2 separate regions of the Homo sapiens genome follow, and region 1 is linked to region 2. A link is an interaction called in ENCODE POLR2A ChIA-PET data of the cell type or tissue named here. Cell type or tissue: OCI-LY7. All regions are shown on one strand. Region 1 overlaps ARL5A (ARF like GTPase 5A). Region 2 has its middle 32 kb from the start of NEB.

Region 1 (4,000 bases), 53 kb before region 2:
TTGATTGGAGTTTCTTTCCTCCTTTTTGTTTTTGAAGTATTTTAACCATTTGGTAAGAATATGATATGTTCAAATATATTAGTTTGGTTTCCCTTGATTGACTTTAGAAATCTGCTTAGGTCTTAAGAGTTTGGGGGCATGGTTGCATATTTATGCATTTGTAAGTATATAGGAATTCATTGAATTTGTAAAATAGGTAGGCAGAAGAGTAAGATTGTAGTGTGGAGAATGGCATGAGCAAAGTTAAATGATTGGAAAGTTTATGACATGTTCTAGAGACTGAGTAGAGCAGCTTTTCTAAGTTTTAGTACGTAGGTCAAGAAGAGTTAGGGGAAGATTTGGGCTAAGGCTTAGCTAGCTTTGTCACACTCATCCTTTTTCATCATGTTTATCTAATGATCTTACCTGGATTTAGTTATTCACTTTCAGGTGCAGACAGAAGGTTATGGGTCCTCCAAAGCTTCAGACCTTGGCTAATTTCTCTCCTCTTGTTCATAGCCATTTTACCTTTCATCTTTCCTTCTACCCTAACAATAACCTAACCTTTCACCTGCTAGGACTTCCGGACATTCTTAACCTTGTAGGGCAGGACTGGATTTCTTTCCCGGCCCAAATTCCATGGCTAGCCACTTCATTTCTTTCTTATCACTGTCTCCGACACGCTTTTCTCTATTAACATTTTCCACCATGCCAGACATATGGATTCTGTTTTTTTTTTTTTTTTTTTTTTTTTGGAGACAGGATCTCACTCTGTCGCCCAGGCTGGAGTGCAGTGACACAATCTTGGCTCACTGCAACCTCTGACTCCCAGGTTCAACTGATTCTCATGCCTCAGCCTCCCAAGTAGCTGGGACCACAAGTGTGTGCCACCACACCCAGCTAATTTTTGAATTTTTAGTAGAGACGGGGTTTCGCCATGTTGGCCAAGCTGGTTTTGGACTCCTGACCTCAAGTGATCCACCCGCCTCAGCCCCCCAAAGTGCTGGGATTACAGGCGTGAGCCACTGTGCCTGGCCCAGACATGTGGATTCCTACCCTGTATCATCTACTATACCTTCTCTCTCCAGTGTGCCTTCTTTATTTCTAGGCACTGTTAAAGAAAGATTTAAAGCAGTTTAAATCCTAATCCACCACAGGATAGGTTATCTAATTTCAGCTTATTGATACTCTAGTTCATTCCATACAGTGGTTGTAAAAGATGATGCATCTTGAAACTGTTAACCTTTTCCTTTCCTCAGTAGGCAACTAAGTTGTGTTATAAGATGAAATCCTGGAATGAGTAATTTCTGCCATCTGCTTTATCTTAGACTTGTCTGTGTGTTATAGCACATGGTTTTGTTCACAGCAGTTTTACCTTGGTGATCATGTTCAGCTAGTGGCCAGGTATGATAAAGAATTTTACCTCTGCCTCCCAGGTTCAAGCAATTCGTCTACCTTAGCCTCCCAAGTAGCTGGGACTATAGGCTCACGCCACCATGCCAGGCTAATTTTTTTGTATTTTTAGTAGAGATGGGGTTTCACCATCTTGGCCAGGCTGGTCTTGAACTCCTGACTTTGTGATCCACCTGCCTCGGCCTCCCAAAGTGCTGGGATTACAGGTGTGAGCCACCATGCCTGGCCTAAGAGTCTTTTTTTTTTTTTCAGTAGTTTTTGCCTAGCTAGTTTTTCCTAACAGAACTGTTAGAAAAGCACCAGGTTTGGAATTAGGACATAGTAACCAAGTCCTAAGGACATGGCTGAAGTAAGGAGACCACTTAAAAAAATACCTGTACTAAAGCCAGATGAGGTTTTACTTTAAAGCTATCATTTTAGGAGGCTATATAGTTTTTCCACTGGTATGTCCTACTATTATTCAATCTATTCTTTGAAACTCAGAAGTTCTTTGGAAACAAATTTTTAAATAATTCTTCATATTTCACTTAACAAAAAAAAAATGGCACTCATTTTAGATACCTTTTACCTTATGACCAAGATGATACGAGGTGGCTCATCTCCCACTTTAAAGTCAAGTTCATCTTCAGAGTTTAAAAGATTTGCCACCATTAGGTGGCAATATTCAAAATGGTGTACCTCAGGCTCTGAAAGCAATTATAAAAGAACCGTAGCAAACTATTTTGAAAAAATGGTAACATGGTTGGAATAAGTGTTTAACCTCCTTAGCTGATTACGGCCCTTGTAAGAAACTGAGAGAGTACTGTTTTTTACTTCGTTGTCTCTGTGTACATTATTTATACATATACACATTTTTTAGTCATTCTTTATTGTTATATATTATAGATTCTTGCCTATGTTTTTGTTTCCTTTTGGACTTTTCCTGCTAATTTTGTACTGTTTTTAGGGTCAAAGTAGTTGTATTTTCTCTGGTATTTCATTGGTCAGAGTAATTGTATTTTCTTCCCAAGTATTGAGAAGCCCATCTAAATTCTGCCCCGTAGCTAATACATTGGGGGAATGGGGTGGAGGCGGGGGCGGGATATATTCCCGTAACTTAAAAATAAGCTGACATTTTGAGAATGCTGTGATTAAAAATCAGTATTCTCCTGGGAAGCTAAAAACTCTTATCCAAGTCAGAGATCAGAGTATAGCCTGATAATGAATTCTAGTTGTGTTAAAAATGTTTATGAGTGCGTGTATTAATAAAACTGAAGAGGAGTTACATCATCAAAAAAGGAATGCTTAATTTTGGGACATAGAAAAATGGAGTTAGGCAGAATTGCCATGCTATTTAAAAACTTTCTAGGTGCAAAGGTACCTTGTCCCAAGGACTCGATTACCTGGCCCTCATGCAGGCATGGCCTTGCTCTAAAGATGAATTCAGACCAGGTACAGTGGCTTGCACCTGTAATCCTAGCACTTTTTGAGGCTGAGGCGGGAGGATTGCTTGAGCCCAGGAGTTTGAGACCGGCCTGGGAAACACAGGGACATCCCATCTCTACAAAAGAAACAAAATATCCAGGCGTGGTGGTGCACACCTGTGGTCTCAGCTACTCAGGAGGGTGAGGTGGGTGGATCACTTGAGCCTGGGAGGTTGAGGCAACAGTGAGCCGTGATTGTGATACTGCAATCCAGCCTGGGCAGCAAGAGTGAGACCCTGTCTCAAAAAAAAAGAAAGGATTCACATCAGTCATTGCAGCCTGTAACACTCCTTGTGGTTGGGATTCCATGCTCCCCAAGTAATCATCTGATTTTAATTCAGCCATCATGTAACATATCCTCAGGGATAGACTTGTTACTTGTCATTCATTTTTCAACATTTGATCTTATTGTATGTTACTCATTTGCTGTTCTTATTTATGTCTTAGTCATTTCCATGAATTGCTCTCTCTGAGTCCTGTCTATTCTGGGATAGTAGCAGAATTGTTTGTGGATCTGGGAGACTAAAGACCACAGACGGGGTTTCGCTCTTGTTGCCCAGGCTGGAGTGTAATGGCATGATCTTGGCTCACTGCAACTCTCCGCCTCCTGGGTTCAAGCGATTTTTCTGCCTCAGCCTCCCAAGTAGCTGGGATTGCAGGTATGTGCCACCACGCCCAGCTAATTTTGTATTTTTAGTAGAGATGGAGTTTTACCATGTTGGTCATGTTGGTCTTGAACTCCTGACCTCAGGTGATCCACCCGACGGCCTCAGCCTCCCAAAGTGCTGGGATTATAGGCATGAGCCACCACACCTGGCCTGGGCCCTAGGTCTTTAAATTATTCTTAATAACTCATAAAAGGGGCAGGTGGTCATGTCACTTAAGGACCCTAGTGGTTCTAAGCTGCCTGCTCTTTCTTACAAAGAAATAGATGACTGGATAAAATGGATTGTATTAAAATGTTTTATTTACTTGATCTTCCTATTTTTGTATAATAGGAGGTGCCTATAGATCATTAGGAATTTCCTCTGGTAAGTGGCAATTATATGGAAAACATCTACCATTTGAATTATAAAGATCTTACTCTGAGGTGTTATAATCCTCAACATTTATTACTTATAGAATGAATATTAATTCAACATTTA
Region 2 (4,000 bases):
CCTGCCTCAGCCTCCCAAAGTGCTGGGATTACACGGGTGAGTCACTGTGCCCAGCCTTCAAGGCTGATTTTCTAGCAAGCTCTCAGGTGAGGCCAATGCTGCAGGTCTATCGACCACACTTTGGGTAGCAAGAGTAGGCAATGTCACCTGTCTCAGAAGTGTTTTATCTTAGTATCATGCACCCTGTGCCAGCCTGGATGACATCCCAGGCACAACAAGAAAAACATTGATGAACCTGACATGTTTGTGCTATTCTAATGCTACGAGTGGCAAATCCAGAATAGAGACCTGGTTGTATTCATAAGTACTGTACTCTCTTTACAGTAGTAATTTCTAATAAGGATGATGCTGATGATGTTAATAATAACGGTAGCTAACCTCTTTTTTTAGTATTTATTGTGTGTCTGATAGTGTAAGTGCATTCCATGCATTATTTAATTTAATGCTACCAGTAACTCTGTACAGTAGGCACTAGTCTAACCTCCACATTTCACATGAGGAAACTGAGGCTCAGAGAAGCTAAGCAGCTTTCCCAGGGTCACATGGCAGGCTCACAAGTGTAATGGCAAATATTTCTCTGCTCCTTGAAGAGGATTAGCAAGTCCTCCTTATTGCTCCCAGACAGTTGAGTGAGGGTGCTGAGCAGAGAGTTTTAGTCAATGGAAGGATTTACCTGGCTGTTTCTGAAAGCAGGACATCAATTTTAACTCCTTGGGTTTTGAAGACGTTTTGACAGTTTCCTCCAAGTATACTCCCTATAGTAATATACTTTTAAAATATATCACAGGGAGAGGGAGATGAGAAATATCTGTAAGTTATCACTGACAGCCAAACACAAACTCCCTGCTTACAAGTTTGTCTTCTTTCTTAAAACTTCAAAGTGAATACCTCTGGGATATGGGGACAAAAGTTGTCCTCAGGAACCATGAGTCATAGTGACTTTAGGAAATGATGATTTGACACCAGACAGCAGTAAGTGAACTATTTCAAGATGTCTCAGAGTCTTAGTGTTGGAAGGATCCTGGAGGCTGAAGTCCCCTCAGCGTTTCTACTCAGGGGCTGTGCATTCATGTTCCATACCCTTTGAGCCACAGCAGCCACTGCCGTGCCAGACAGGCTGCTGCTTTTTCAGGCAGCTCTAGTTGTTAGGAAGTCTTTCTCTGTATTAACTTCCCTGGAACTCTCTTAAGCCTCATTCTGCCCTGTGGAGGCCCTCAGATTCTGTCTCATCTGTCCTCTGTATGACACTAACATATGCCTGTTTCCAAGTTCCAACTCTAAGGTTGCCTACTTCTGACCTAAAATAAAACTGTGAGGGGTGTTCGTGTGTGTCCTCTGGTGCTTGAACATTGAACATGCATGTTTATGCCCACACTTGCTAAGTGCTAGCTGGGCTCATTGATTTTTCTTTTCTTTTTTGTTTTTTAGAGATGGGGGTCTCACCTGCCATGTTGCCCATGCTGGACTCCAACTCCTGGGTTCAAGTGATCCTCCTGCGTCAGCCTCCTGAGTAGCTGGGGGAACTATATGTGCAAGTTTGTTCATTTTAAAGGTGGCTTTGCCCAGTAATCTCTAGCTGGGAGCATCCACTGACCCTAGGAGCTAATGCACAGGGGAGGATGAGAGGTACTCCTGGGAGGGTGAGTGCCTTTGGGTTATCTCAGTCCCTGGCACCTTCACGGGGGGGTGGGCAGGCAGATGAGCTGTCATTCTAGAAAGTGCCAGCTATGCCTGCACACTCCTCTCAGCCTCGAAGGCACACACCCTAAGCTCTGAATCAAAGGTAGGGCTGCTGCCCCAAAGCCGATGTGGCTTGTTAAGAACTTGAGAGACTGTAGGTCATGCAGTCACAAGGGCATCCACCAGAGATGGGGACAACCAACAGGAGACCTCAGCCTTGGTGCAGGCAGTCTAATGAGGGGCCCAGCAGTGCTGTTATGACAAAGGGCTCTGAGTCAGCAACGCAGCTTGTTGGTGGAGCTACTGAGCAAAGCCTCTTACCTTCTCTGCTTCTTCAAGGCCCAGTGCTTTATCTGTCAAATTTGGAGAAGATCTCTGCCTTGTAGGCTTTAAATGTTTACTTAGTAGCTCTCAACTTCCTTTCTCTCTTGGCTCAAATTTTGAATGTTGGGGCAGGAAACTACTACTGAATATCATTTACTTGAGATTTCCCTTGTGGCCCATTAGAAGGAGTGTGTGTGTGTGTGTGTGTGTGCATGAGAGAGACACAGAGAGAACACACCAAAGGCCACTGTGGGTGAGGGTGGGGTGTTTGGATGAACACCAGTCTGGAAGAATCAGGACCCCTGGACTTCTAGGCCTGACCCCACTGCTCCCTGGTCATGTGGCTTTGGGGAAGCCACTCTAACCTTTCTAGGCCTCATTTTCTCCATGTCTAAAATGAATACCATAAATAAGAAGTAATTTCTAGTGTATTATGCTACTCAAACTTCTGTTCTCATTTGTTTTTGTGTGTACCTTCTGCATGCCAGGAACTAATTCACAGCATGAAACAAGCCCCTGCAGTCCCAACTCTTAGCAGCCCGTTCCCCCTGGGAGAGGTCAGGTCACACCCAGATAGACAGCTCTACAACGGAAGGTAGAGGTGATGAGCAGCATGCAGGCAATACGGCAATACAGCGAGGCAGGGGCGTGGAGAGCGATGGGCAGGCGCTGTTTGAGCAGGGAGCTTAAGCACTTGAGGCAGTGAGTCCAGAGTGTGGCCTGAGCACGGAGGGGCAGGAAGTGGGCCTGAGGCAAGGAGATTGGATTTCATTCTAATGGGAGGGCTTTGTTTTTATTTCCGCCTTCAGAGCTGTATTTCAGTCCATGTGCAGCAGGTTAAAACACTGCTCCTCCCATCTCCTTCCCCACTCTGTGGTGGTGGTGGTGGTGGTTTTGACACTGAAGGGTGGAACCCGGAGGTTGGGGTGAGGAGGAGGGAAGGATGGAGAGGGTCTGGCAGGGCTTCTTGGAGAGCATGTGGAGTTGATGGCAGCGGAAAGAGGCAGGAAAGGGCATGCATTCCAGTTCATCTTGTATTTCCAAGCTCTGAAGTCACTATTTAGAAGAAGGAGATAAGCCCTATTTCCTCCACTTTTCCCTTTTCCCTTGTATTTTCTCCTGGAGTTAGAACACAGAGAGAATTGATGTCAATGCCTATGATTTGTCTCTCAGCTAACTTTTAAAGTATTTGCAAGGCTGAATGATTATGTGTTGTGCATCAAGTGTTCCTGTATTATCTCCCAAAGCCATTTTTTTCCATGAAACCTTTTGAAATCAAAGAAGAGAATCACAACTCTCCTGGCCTCAGGTTTTTCCTGAGGTGGCAGAGGTGTGGCGTGGACAGGGTGGGCTGGTACAAGTGGGAACCTATTTTCCAGAAGGGTGAGTTCAAAGGCTCAAAAATAAAGAAGCAATAAAATAAAAAAATAAGCAAATAAAAGAGCAAGGCTGGGGCTGGATAAATGAATCTAAAGAAAGCAAAGAGCAAACACAAAAGACCCACATTGCTCAGCTACTTCCCAGACCTCCAATCAGCATCAGCCCCTCCATTACCTAAACTTGGGCCAAGTTGAAAGACTCGAATTAACTGGCTTTTGTTTTGTCTTTTCTCACAGCTCACCTTCCCTAGAAGCCTGGAGTGGAGGGTGAGTCCCAGAGGATGGGGAGCAGGAGGGAGGACAGAAATGTGGACAGAGTGATGCCCACTCCCTAATTAGCTCCATAATGTCTGAGACTTGAGCTTGAACTTGCTTTCTGTAAGCAAAAGTGGCCCTCTGGCCATCCCTAAATACTCAACCAAAGACACTGCCCAATCCTCAGCAGTACAGATAAATGCCCTTTTCAAGATTTATCCATGTGGACCACACTGCACATAGATGCCACTCCCTGACTCAAAACCTTCAAAAGTATCATAAGGGCCAGTAAGATTTGATCCAGGTGGTATTCCTAGCTGTCTCCTGCCCATCTTCTCCCATCGTTCTCTCCCAGCCTCCTT

What was found. Peaks named below come from ENCODE experiments on the same cell type or tissue, not always from the same donor. Only the 100,000 strongest peaks of a DNase experiment are listed, where the experiment ranks them.
Region 1: POLR2A ChIA-PET joins it to region 2 with 9 read pairs; 6 of 35 experiments call an interaction of 5 or more read pairs at or near these places.

The regions. Positions count from the first base shown.
Region 1 is chr2:151,817,394-151,821,393 of GRCh38, reverse strand. The region is part of intron 1 of ARL5A (ARF like GTPase 5A); the gene reads left to right. Among named protein-coding and RNA genes, the nearest start is that of ARL5A, 9.0 kb to the left of the region's middle. In OCI-LY7, a CTCF peak has its summit at 2,020 (motif pointing right); no DNase peak of the experiment used is centred here.
Region 2 is chr2:151,764,682-151,768,681 of GRCh38, reverse strand. No RefSeq gene overlaps it. Among named protein-coding and RNA genes, the nearest start is that of NEB, 32 kb to the right of the region's middle. RefSeq lists a silencer at 1,606-1,665. In OCI-LY7, no CTCF peak of the experiment used is centred here; a DNase peak (open chromatin) is centred at 2,071; H3K4me3 peaks cover 318 bases; H3K27ac peaks cover 1,000 bases.